Linked DNA regions of Mus musculus: region 1 is linked to region 2. Evidence: chromatin loops called from intact Hi-C (ENCODE). Cell type or tissue: heart. All regions are shown on one strand. Links, peaks and the distances in the headings refer to the core of each region. The heading gives the core; the rest is flanking DNA.

Evidence for each region. Peaks named below come from ENCODE experiments on the same cell type or tissue, not always from the same donor. Only the 100,000 strongest peaks of a DNase experiment are listed, where the experiment ranks them.
Region 1: a loop joins it to region 2, with 4 times the contacts of the local background. A loop is called at or near these places in 4 of 42 quality-filtered maps.

Annotation. Positions count from the first base shown.
Region 1 is chr15:102,418,449-102,423,824 of GRCm38, forward strand. All of the region lies in intron 3 of Sp1 (trans-acting transcription factor 1), which reads left to right. Among named protein-coding and RNA genes, the nearest start is that of Sp1, 15 kb to the left of the region's middle. In heart, for the core only: a CTCF peak has its summit at 3,195 (motif pointing left); no DNase peak of the experiment used is centred there.
Region 2 is chr15:102,349,307-102,354,682 of GRCm38, forward strand. It overlaps Aaas (achalasia, adrenocortical insufficiency, alacrimia), which reads right to left and starts at 1,453. Exons shown (of 16, transcript NM_153416.2): 1 at 1,190-1,453; 2 at 647-774. The coding sequence starts at 1,312. It overlaps Gm36246 (predicted gene, 36246), which reads left to right and starts at 1,521. Exons shown (of 3, transcript NR_155425.1): 1 at 1,521-1,606; 2 at 4,376-4,451. In heart, for the core only: CTCF peaks have their summits at 1,519, 3,048 (motif pointing right) and 4,868 (motif pointing right); a DNase peak (open chromatin) is centred at 1,425; H3K4me3 peaks cover 1,981 bases; H3K27ac peaks cover 1,562 bases.

The sequences.
Region 1 (5,376 bases), core at 325-5,324, 69 kb after region 2:
GTAGCTCTGGCTGTCCTGGAACTCACTCTGTAGACCAGGCTGGCCTCATAAGTAAAGCTTTAAACAAACAAACAAACCAAACAAATAAACTTTTATTGTTTTTCACCAGTTTTCTAAGTGATTCTGGATATTGCCTTCAGGTCTCCTTTTCCTAATTTTTGAGGCTATCTTATAGTTATATCTCAAGATGTAACAAATATGACCTTGAACTTCTGATCCTGCTGCCTCTTTCTCCCAAGTGTATATGACAACAGTTTATAGGTTTATATTACCATATTGAATATTTTTTTGTTTTTGAGACTGGATTTCGTGATAGCCCAGGCTGTCTTCTAATTCATGGACATTCTATTTCACCCTCCTGAGTGCTGAAATTGGAAGCATTTTATGTTTGTTTTGTTTTGTTATTTTGAGACAGGATTTCTCTGTGTAGCTCTGTTTGTGTTGGAACTGACTCTGTAGACCAGGCTGACTTCTGACTTAGAGATCAGTCTGCTTCTGCCTCTTGAGTGCTGGGATTAAAGGTATGTGCTACCACGCCTGACTCCTCTTTTTCTTTTTGGTTTTTCGAGACAGGGTTTCTCTGTATAGCCCTGGCTGTCCTGGAACTCACTTTGTAGACCAGGCTGGCCTCAAACTCAGAAATCTGCTTGCCTCTGCCTCCCGAGTGCTGGGATTAAAGGCGTGCGCCACCATGGCCGGCTTCGGCTTTTCTTTTTTAATATTTGAGAGTGTATATGTGTGTGTAACATGTGCCTATGTGGGTGTGCATGTAATTTCAGGAAAGCCAGAGCAGTTATTGAGTGTCCTCCAATTACTCTCTGGCTTACTCCTTTGAGATCGGCCTCCCCAAATCTTTTTTGAGGGGCCTGTAACTGTAATGTATTTGTCTAGCATACCCCAACTCTGTGTTGGTGTGTAGGAATATGGAGAAGCCAGAAGTGACATCAGGTGACTTCTTTAGATCCTTCACTGTATTATTCATTCATTCATTTAGGTTATTCTTATGTGCTTGTGTGAGTGTCTTACCTGTATGTTTGTGTGCACCATATTTGTGCCTTGAACTTGAGTTTAGAAGAGAGTGTCATCAGATCCCCGGGCACCAGAGTTTCAAATGGTTGTGAGCTTTCTTGTACAAGAGTGGCAAGTGCAACCCCGTCTTTGTTGATTGTTGAGCTGTGTGTGTGTGTGTCTGTGTGTATCAAACCATTTTAATCAATGTGTGTGTGTGTGTGTGTGTGTGTGTGTGTGTGTGTGTGTGTGTATCAAACCATTTTAATCAAAGAGGTTTGAGGTAGATGCTGGAAATTAATTTGGCTTCCTTGGCAGGCAGTCTCTGACCCTCTGTCCACTAAAAGTCTTTAGTGAGGACTTTTTCTGAAGGAATTAGTAATATATCATGATGCCTCTGATGAAGGCAGGGTATATTACAAGAGCCAATTAAATACTCTTCAGAAATACTGAGCTCAGCATGCCCTAAGAATGTACCTAGAGAAAAGAATTACAGCTTATGAATGGGAAAATGACAAGTTTCTTGTTACAGTTTGGAAGTTCAGTTTAGAAGTATTTTTTTTTTTTTTAAAGAAATACTCTGCATCCCATTTTTTTTTAAGATTTATTTATTTTTATTATATGTAAGTACACTGTAGCTGTCTTCAGACACTCCAGAAGAGGGAGTCAGATCTCATTACAGATGGTTGTGAGCCACCATGTGGTTGCTGGGATTTGAACTTTGGACCTTTGGAAGAGCAGTCGGGTGCTCTTACCCACTGAGCCATCTCACCAGCCTAGTTTAGAAGTATTTTAACTCAAAAAAAAACAAAAACAAAAAACAAAAAAAAATTAAGTTTCAGTTCTTTTATTTCTTTTTTTTTTCATTTATTTTTAAAGATTTAATTATTTTGGGGGTTGGAGCCATGGTTCAGCTGTTAAGAGCATTGGCTGCTTTTCCAGAGGTTCAATTCCCAGCACCCACATTGCAGCTCCCATACGGGCTATCTGACACCCTAACATGTACATACATCCAGGCAAAACACCATTGAACATTAAAAAAAAGCAAAAAAAAAAAAATAATAATTATTTTATTTTGTATGTCTTAGCACCATGTGCCCACAGAAGCCAAATTGGAGTTAAAGATGATTGTGAGAAATCATGTAGGTACTTGGAATCCAGCCTGAGTCCTCTGAAAGAGTAGGCAGTTTTGTTTTTTTTAAAGAATAAAACCATCTCTTTAACCCCTAAGTTTGGTTCTTTAAGCCTCCATGTTGTAGCTGCAGGTTCGCAATGAAACCTAGAATAGTTCACTTGAATACTTCTGTTTGTGTACTTATTTTTTGAGACAGGATTTTATGTAGCCCATACTTGGCTTCAGTGGTTATCTTCCTGCCTTAGTCTCTTGAGTGCTGGAAATAGTTCACTTTGTTTGTTTTGAGGCAGGGTGTCTCTGTAGCCCTGGCTGTCCTAAAACTCCCTATATAGACAAGGCTGGTCTTGAACTCATAAATCTGTCTGCCTTCTGCCTTCCCAGTGCTGGGATTCAAGGCATACACCACCACACCTAGCTTTGAGTACCATTTTTACTTCTATAAATTTATTGTGCTTCTGCTGTGAGAGAGAATGAATTGACACTGAAAGTACACAATAGCCAGGAATGGCACATGCTTATCATCCTTGCAGTTGGGAAGTTAAGGCAGGTTTTTGTCTTACTTTGTTTTGTTTATGACCCTATCTGTGTGACTCATTGAATTCCTGCCAGCTGCACTTTTTGAGTGCTGGAATTATAGACAATCAGCATCATGAACTACATTTTTTCTCTTTTTTGTTTGCTTGTTTGTTGTTGTTGTGTTTTTTTTTTGTTGTTGTTGTTGTTTTTAAAGACCGGTTTTTCTCTGAAGCCCTGGATTTCCTGGAAACTCAACTCTACCAAGCTGGCCAAAAACTCAGATCTACCTGCTTCTGCCTCTGGAGTACTGTAATAAAAAGTGTGCCATCAGCTTTTTTTGCCTTTATATTCATGATAAATGACAAAACTCAAGTCTTAGTTAGGGAATATTAACAAAACTAAAATTAATATTTAGATTTGATGGAAAGACTTTCAAAATATCTTCTGTTTCTAGTATCTGAGCAGTCCCTTTTTCTCTTAAAGGTCTGGTAGGTTTAAAACGCTGTCTCATTTAGTCACAGTGACATCTACTGGTGAAAGCCATTAACACCGCTTTGCTGATTACTTAGCTCTAAGGAAAGCTACCCATTTCTTTGAGGTAGTTTTTTGTTTTGTTTTGTTTTTAAAGATTTATTTATTTATTTTATTATATGAGTACACTGCAGCTGTACAGATGGTTGTGAGCCTTCCTGTGGTTGTTGGGGATTGAATTTTTAGGACCTCTACTCGCTCTGCTCTGGTCAACCACATTCGCTCTGGTTGGCACCACTTGCGTGCTTTGGTCCAAAGATGCATTTATTATTATACATAAGTACACAGTAGTTGACTTCTGACTCACCAGAGGAGGATGTCAGATCTCATTATAAGTGGTTGTGAAGCCTAGCAGTGGTGGAGCACGCCTTTAATCCCAGCACTTGGGAGGCAGAAACAGGCAGATTTCTGAGTTGGAGGCCAGCTTCCAGGACAGCCAGGGCTACACAGAGAAACCCTGTCTTGAAAAAAAAAAACCAAAAACCAAAAACCAAACCAGAACAAAACAAAAAAAACAAGTGGTTGTGAGCCACCATGTAGTTGCTGGGATTTGAACTCAGCACCTTTGGGAGAACAGTCAGTGCTCTTACCCTCTGAGCCTTCTCTAACCATACCTAGGCAGTTTTTCAGTTTTTTTAAAAAAAAAAGTAATATACCAAAGAGAATGTTACAGTCTAAATGTTTTTTTGTTTTATTCTTTTTTTTAATATTTTTAAATTATTATGTATTTTCCTCAATTACATTTAGAATGCTATCCCAAAAGTCCCCCATACCCTACCCCCTAAATGTTTTAACTACAGAGAAATTACAGAAGATACAAGGGGAAAAGTAAGGCTTCCCATCATGCTTATGAACTCAGCTTTTTTTGTTGTTCATGTGCTTGACAAGATCTCACTTTATAGCTCAGATTGGTTTTGATTTCACTATCCTGCACCTGCCTGGTAGTGCTGAGATGACAGCCATGTTCTACTATTCCTAGCATGGATTTTCTTAGTTGTAAGCTTAAAATTTATTTTATGTGTATGGGTGTTTTGCCTGACTGTGTTTGTACACCCATGTTTATGTACATGGGTGCTGAGTACCAGAGGAGTCCAGGAGAGTATCATCAGTGTGCCATCAGCTTTTGCCTTTATATTAATGATAAATGTCAAAACTCAAGCCTTAGTTAGGGAACATTAACAAAACTAAAATTAATATTTAGATTTGATGGAAAGACTACCCTGGAACTAAAGTTATAAATGGTTGTGAAGTGCCATGAGTGTGCCGGGAATCAAAACCAGGTCCTCTGAGCAGCCAATAATCTGAGCTAGTTCCCAACTCTCCTAATGCTGCAGCCCTTTATGATAGTTCCTCATGTTGTGGTGATCTCCCAATCATAAAACTATTTTCAATTCTTAATAACTGTAATTTTGCTACTATTATGAATCATAATGTAAGTATCTTTTTATCTGATGGTCTTAGGCAATCCCTGTAAAGGGACTCCAGATTGAGTTGTCTTTCCTGCTCATGGTGAACTTTTTTTTTTTTATCCCGGGACTGGACATGCTTTTTTTTTTTTTTTTTTTTTTTTGGTTTTTCGAGACAGGGTTTCTCTGTGTAGCCTTGGCTGTCCTGGAACTCACTTTGTAGACCAGGCTGGCCTCCAACTCAGAAATCTGCCTGCCTCTGCCTCCCAAGTGCTGGGACTAAAGGCGTGTGCCACCACCGCCAGGCTTGGACATGCTTTTAATACTGGTATGAGGGAGGCAGAAGCTGGTGAATCACTAAGTTCCAGGCCTCCATATTGAAATCTTGTGTTTCTGTGTTGGTGTGTGTATATAAATGTGTATGTGTATGTGTGTGTGTGTGTGAGAGAGAGAGAGAGATAAACATGAAGGGAGGAAGTAAAAAAATTATGTGTACTTGTACGTCTACCTCTGTGTGTGTGTGTGTGTGTTTGTGTGTGTGTGTGTGTGTGTGTGTGTGTAAGCCAGAAGGTGTTGGATACCCAGGAGCTGAAGTTACAGACTAAGGACTATAAGATTGTTAAGAGACCTATTATAAGAACTAGGTCCTGGGGCTGGAGAGTTGGCTCAGAGGTTAAGAACACTAGTTTCCCTTCCAGAGGTCCTGAGTTCAATTCCCAGCAACCACATGGTGGCCTCACAACCATCTGTAATGGGATCTGGTGCCCTCTTCTGGTGTGT
Region 2 (5,376 bases), core at 170-5,169:
TGTTTGTTTGTTTTTTCAAGACAGGGTTTCTCTGTGTAGCCCTGGCTGTCCTGGAACTCACTCTGTAGACCAGGCTGGCCTCGAACTCAGAAATCCGCCCGCCTCTGCCTCCGGAGTGCTGGGATTAAAGGCGTGAGCCACCACGCCCGGCACCAGGGATTCTTTTTACAGATAATGGCAATGATAATAATGGGGATGGCAAACACATCAAGGGATTAATGTGCCAGGAAATGCTTCTATGTGCTTTGTATCTATTTAGTCACCATGGTTTAAAGGGGTTTGGCTTTAGGACAGAGTAATTATGTAACTTTTCCAAACGTACAGTTAAAAAAAAAAAAGATAGCACAGCTTTAATTCTTACATGTCCTACATATTAACGAATCAATTCAACCTTTTCCTAACTTTCCTGAGCTTCAGATAAAAGCAAATGAGGTCGGTGCTGAGAGCAGGTTTGTAAAATCAAGCCAAGCTATTAGGGATAAATGAGGTTTCTGGTACACCCTTGAGTTTTACAATAAAAATGGATCACCTAATATGATTTGTGGTAATATGAAGACACAGACTGCAATAAGCAGCCATTCAAGAGCTGCCCAAAGCAGGCTCGGTAGACCATGGCCTATTTAAGCCACTGTTTGCTATGCCTCACCAAACATTGATGCATCTCTTCCACACTTGCTCACGGTGATGGATGAAGGCAGTTCTTGTACCATGGTCCAGCCTCCCTGGGGCTTTTAGGGGATCCTTGGTCAGGTGTAGGACAGGAAGATTGATCCACTATACCTCAGAAGAGAGGGAGGCAGTCAGTCTCTTCCCCAAATCTTAACAGAACTCCTTGCCATCTCCAACCTATGGCATAAGAGATTCCACGGCCCCATTTCCCATACCCACAAATGTAACACTTGTGGGACAGAAAATTTTCAGTCCTCATCTGCAAACCACAATCGTTTTTCACAGGGTTGACACTAGAGAAGACCTGATGGACGGCATCCATCATCTTCTCTACCCCTCCTAGAACCTCCTCACATGCCTTGGCATGCCTAACTGGGTAACACAGGCCCTAAAATATATTTCGTTCTCTCCAGTCTCCTGTGGGAGTCATGCCGTTCCCAATCACTTGTGAGCGAGCCCCGCCGCGTCGCCTCTATTCCCACTTTCCGCATCCCCACCGCAGCGTTCCCACCCGGACCACCTGGCCCCGAAAGTCGGGAGGCGGGCTCTCATAGCTGTTGCCGGTCACCAGCTCGTTATTGTGCTCATACAGGGTGACTTGACCTCTAGGCGGCGGCGGGGGGAACAACCCCAGGGAGCACATCTTGCCAGTCCGGAGAGCGTCTGGAATCGACAGGCTCCCGGCTGGTGACGACTGCGCTCCCCGGAATCTTAGTTCCCGGGCTAGATTCGTGTGAGGACGGGTAGCCGTACAGGACAAACGACTGCGCGAAGCTGAACGGAAGTGCAAGGAAGAAAGTTCCGAGTCGGGTTTCGGGACGGACTTCCGGGACTTCCTGGCGCGCCCCCTTGCGTACGGAGCGGGCACGACGCTGACACGTCCGAGGACCGACCTGTGGCGTAAGGAGCGCCGCGGTTTGGTTTTGGTTTGTTTCCTGTAAGACTACTGTTTTTTCCAACTCTGAATCCCCAGCAGCGTCTCCCACTCACTTACTTAGTACGGAAAAAGCCCAAAATAAGCCAGGTTTAGGAAAGTACCTAATTAAACTCTCCAACCCCCGTAAATATCCTTGAGGAATATACAGACGATGTCATCCTACCAGTGAGCTTTCCCCGCCCCCCCACCTCCAAAAAAAAAACAAAAAAGACTTTAGAGGACAGTCAGAACGGACTTCACAGGGTAAGGCGTCCTGAAAGAGAGAGACGGACACTGGAAGGACAGTAACTTTTCCCGAGTATATCACTAACAAACGCTTCTATAATCCTTACAATAACCCCAAAAGTGCACCGTTGAACTACCAGTAGCAAAATGACACAGATTGGACCAAAATACACACAAACCAGACATTGGTGGGGCATATTGGCCCAAGGCTGTAATGCCTACAGGATGTGGACAAGAATAAAAGGTTAGTGTAGACTGCGTAGCAAGCCCCTGCCTCCAAATACCGTTGACTCCGATCTGTAATCCCAGCATTGGGAGGTACAGGCAGGAGGATCACTGAATGTCCACTCCATAGTTCTCTTCCAACTTGAGATACATACCACCCTGACTTTGTCTTATTTAGGCTTTGTTGTTTGTTTGTTTGTTTGTTTTAAGATTTGTTTTATTTATATGAGTACACTCTCATGGTTTTCAGACACACCAGAAGAGGGTATCTGATTCCATTACAGATGGTTGTGAGCCACCATGTGGTTGCTGGGAATTGAACTCAGGACTTCTAGAAGAGCAGTCAGTGCTCTTAACTGCTGAGCCATCTCTCCAGCCCTAGGCTTTATTTTGAGGCAGGGTATGGCTATGTTGCTCTGGCTAGCACGGAACTTGCTATGTAGACATGACTGACCTTGAATTCATAGAGATTCATACCTCTATCTCCCAAGAGTGCTGAGATTAAAGATCTACCACCATGCTCTCCTGAGACCTTTTCTGAAACTGAAGGGGTTGGGGGGGGGGCTAGAACTACAGAGAGATGTTTAGATGGTTTAATTCTAACTTAATTCAATTGTGAGCTCAAAATCTGAATAGACAAATGGGAGGGAAGTGTGGGATGGTGAGACTCACAGGAACGGTATTAGCCTTTCCCTGCTATTGCTATCTCTCTGCTTCCTGGCCATTATGAATAAGCAAACTCTTCCACCTGCTCCTGAATCTATGATGCTCTGCCTCACCTGACACCCAAAGAAATGGACTCACCTAGCCTTTAATTGAAACTGACTCTGAGCCTGACCCTCCTCCTCGAGAGCACTTTTGTCACTGGGCATGGTGGTGCATGCACACCTGTAGTACTATACAGGGAGTATAAGGGGCTTTTAAAAATATTTTTTTAATTTGTGTTTTGCCTGTATGCACCTATGTGCACCACATGCATGCAGTGTCCACAGCAGCCAGTAAAGGGCGCTGGACTCCCCTGGAACAGGAGTTACAGATGGTTCTGAATCATCATGTAGATTTGGGGAACAGAACCAGGATCCTCTGCAAGAACAGTAACTGCTCTTAGCCACTGAGCCATCTCTCTGGCCCCCAAATAACTTTTTGCTTTGTTTTGTTTTTCAATAGAAGGATTCTCTGTGTAGCCCTGTCTGTCCTAGAATTCACTCCATAGGTACCCCAGTCTGGCCTCAAAACTCAGAGTTCCATCTTCCTCTGCCTCCCAAGTACAGGGATTAAAGGTGCCACCACTGCCACCATCACCTGGCTCTTAGTTTGGTTTTCATTTCCCAATAAATTAACTCTTTAAAAAGAAAAACTAAACGTATTAGCCTGGCCTAATGGTACATGCTTTTAGTCCCAGCACTCAGGAAGCCGAAATGGGTGGATCACTGTGAATTCAGAGCTATCCTGGTCTAACATAGGAAGCTACAGGCCAGTCAGGGATATATAGTGAGATGGTGTCTCAAAAACAAACAAACAAGCACAAACCACACTATGTCTAGAGACACAAATTCAGGGACATCCTCTGAAGCATAGTTCACACTATGTCTCAGCTACATAAGATCTTGTCTTTAAAAAGAAATGTGGAAGATGGACCTAAAACTGGAGCGTAAAGAATGGGAGGTGTGGCAATTATGCACTTGATTAATTTTAGTTTTGTATTTTTGAGACAGGCTGAGGGTGACTTCTAATTTGCCGGAATCCTCCTGCCTCATCTCCTGAGTGCTGAGAATTACAAACAGTGGTGAATAGTTAACCTCGATTGTCATTCATCTGGTACACAGCGAACCTGAGAGACTAGGCCTGTCTGAAAAAAAGAAAAAAGAAAAGAAAGGGAAAGAGAGAGAGAGAGAGAGAGAGAGAGAGAGAGAGAGAGAGAGGAAGGAAGGAATGAAGGAAGAAAGGAAGGAAGGGAGGGAGGGAGGGAGGGAGGGAGGAAGGAAGGAAGGAAGGAAGGAAGAACTCAAAGCTGTATGTAGGCTCAGGCCCCACACCCCCAGTCTCACTGAAGAATGTGGGTTTTTTTGGTGGGTTTTTTTTTTTTTTTTTTTTTGGTTTTTTCGAGACAGGGTTTCTCTGTGTAGCCCTGGCTGTCCTGGAACTCACTTTGTAGACCAGGCTGGCCTCGAACTCAGAAATCCTCCTGCCTCTGCCTCCCAAGTGCTGGGATTAAAGGTGTGTGCCACCATGCCCGGCCTCACTGAAGAATGTAAGGGCAATGGCAGAAATAGTTTCTTGTGCCCTGAACTTCTGTGTCTGCCTCTCCTTTCTATCTAGAAGGACCTTACAGAGAAGCTCCCAGGTCAGAAGACAGAGACATCCGGACGAAGCCTGCAGGTTCTCTTCATCTGAGGTGAGGTTGGCCTCAATTTCCCTTTGCTCTGTTTCGCTGAGCTGGGTCTCCCTGTGCTGCCCTGGAGCTTGCTGTGGTTGTTCTCTGTGTCCTGCGTGCTGGAAGCAAACCCTCCACGCTGGACTTGCCTGTAATCTCTTATCCCTCGAATGTTAAGGAATGCCCGAGTCACCTGAGATTTTTCTCTCTCTCTTTTTAAAATTTTTCATAAATTTGCTGGTGAAGCTAAAGAGGCGGCTCAGCAGTTCAGAGCAGTTGATGCTCTTCCAGGGGGCCCTAGTTTTGTTCCCAGGATTTACATCAGGCAACTTTCAGAGTATTCATCACATAAAATAAAAGGAAATGAATCTTTTAAAGACTTTTTCAGGCATGGTAGCACACGCCCTTTATCCTAATACTCAAGAGGCAGAGGCAGGGGGATTTTTTTACCACTAGGGGTCAGCTTCATGTACATATCCAGTTTCAGGATAAGTCATGGCTGCATAGAGAGATCATGTCTCCCCCCCCCCCAAAAAAAAGAAAGCATTTATTTTATTTTTAAAGAGTTATTTATTTTATGTATGTGAGTACACTGTAGCTGTCTTCAGACACACCAGAAGAGGGCATCAGATCCCATTACAGATGGTTGTGAGCCACCATGTGGTTGCTAGGAATTGAACTCAAGACCTTTGGAAGAGCAGTCAAGTGCTCTTAACCTTTAACCACTGAGCCATCTCCCCAGCCCCTTATTATTTTTTCTTTTATGTGTATGAATTTGCTTTTATGCAGAAATGGTTTAGGATCCCCTGAAACTAGAGTTATGGTTAGCCTTCTCATGGGTTCCAGGAATGGAAACTGAGTCCTCTGCACCAGTTGTAAGAACTCTTAACCAGTGCACTATCTCTCCGTCGCTTGAATTTAAAAATAAAAATAAAAAATAAAAGCA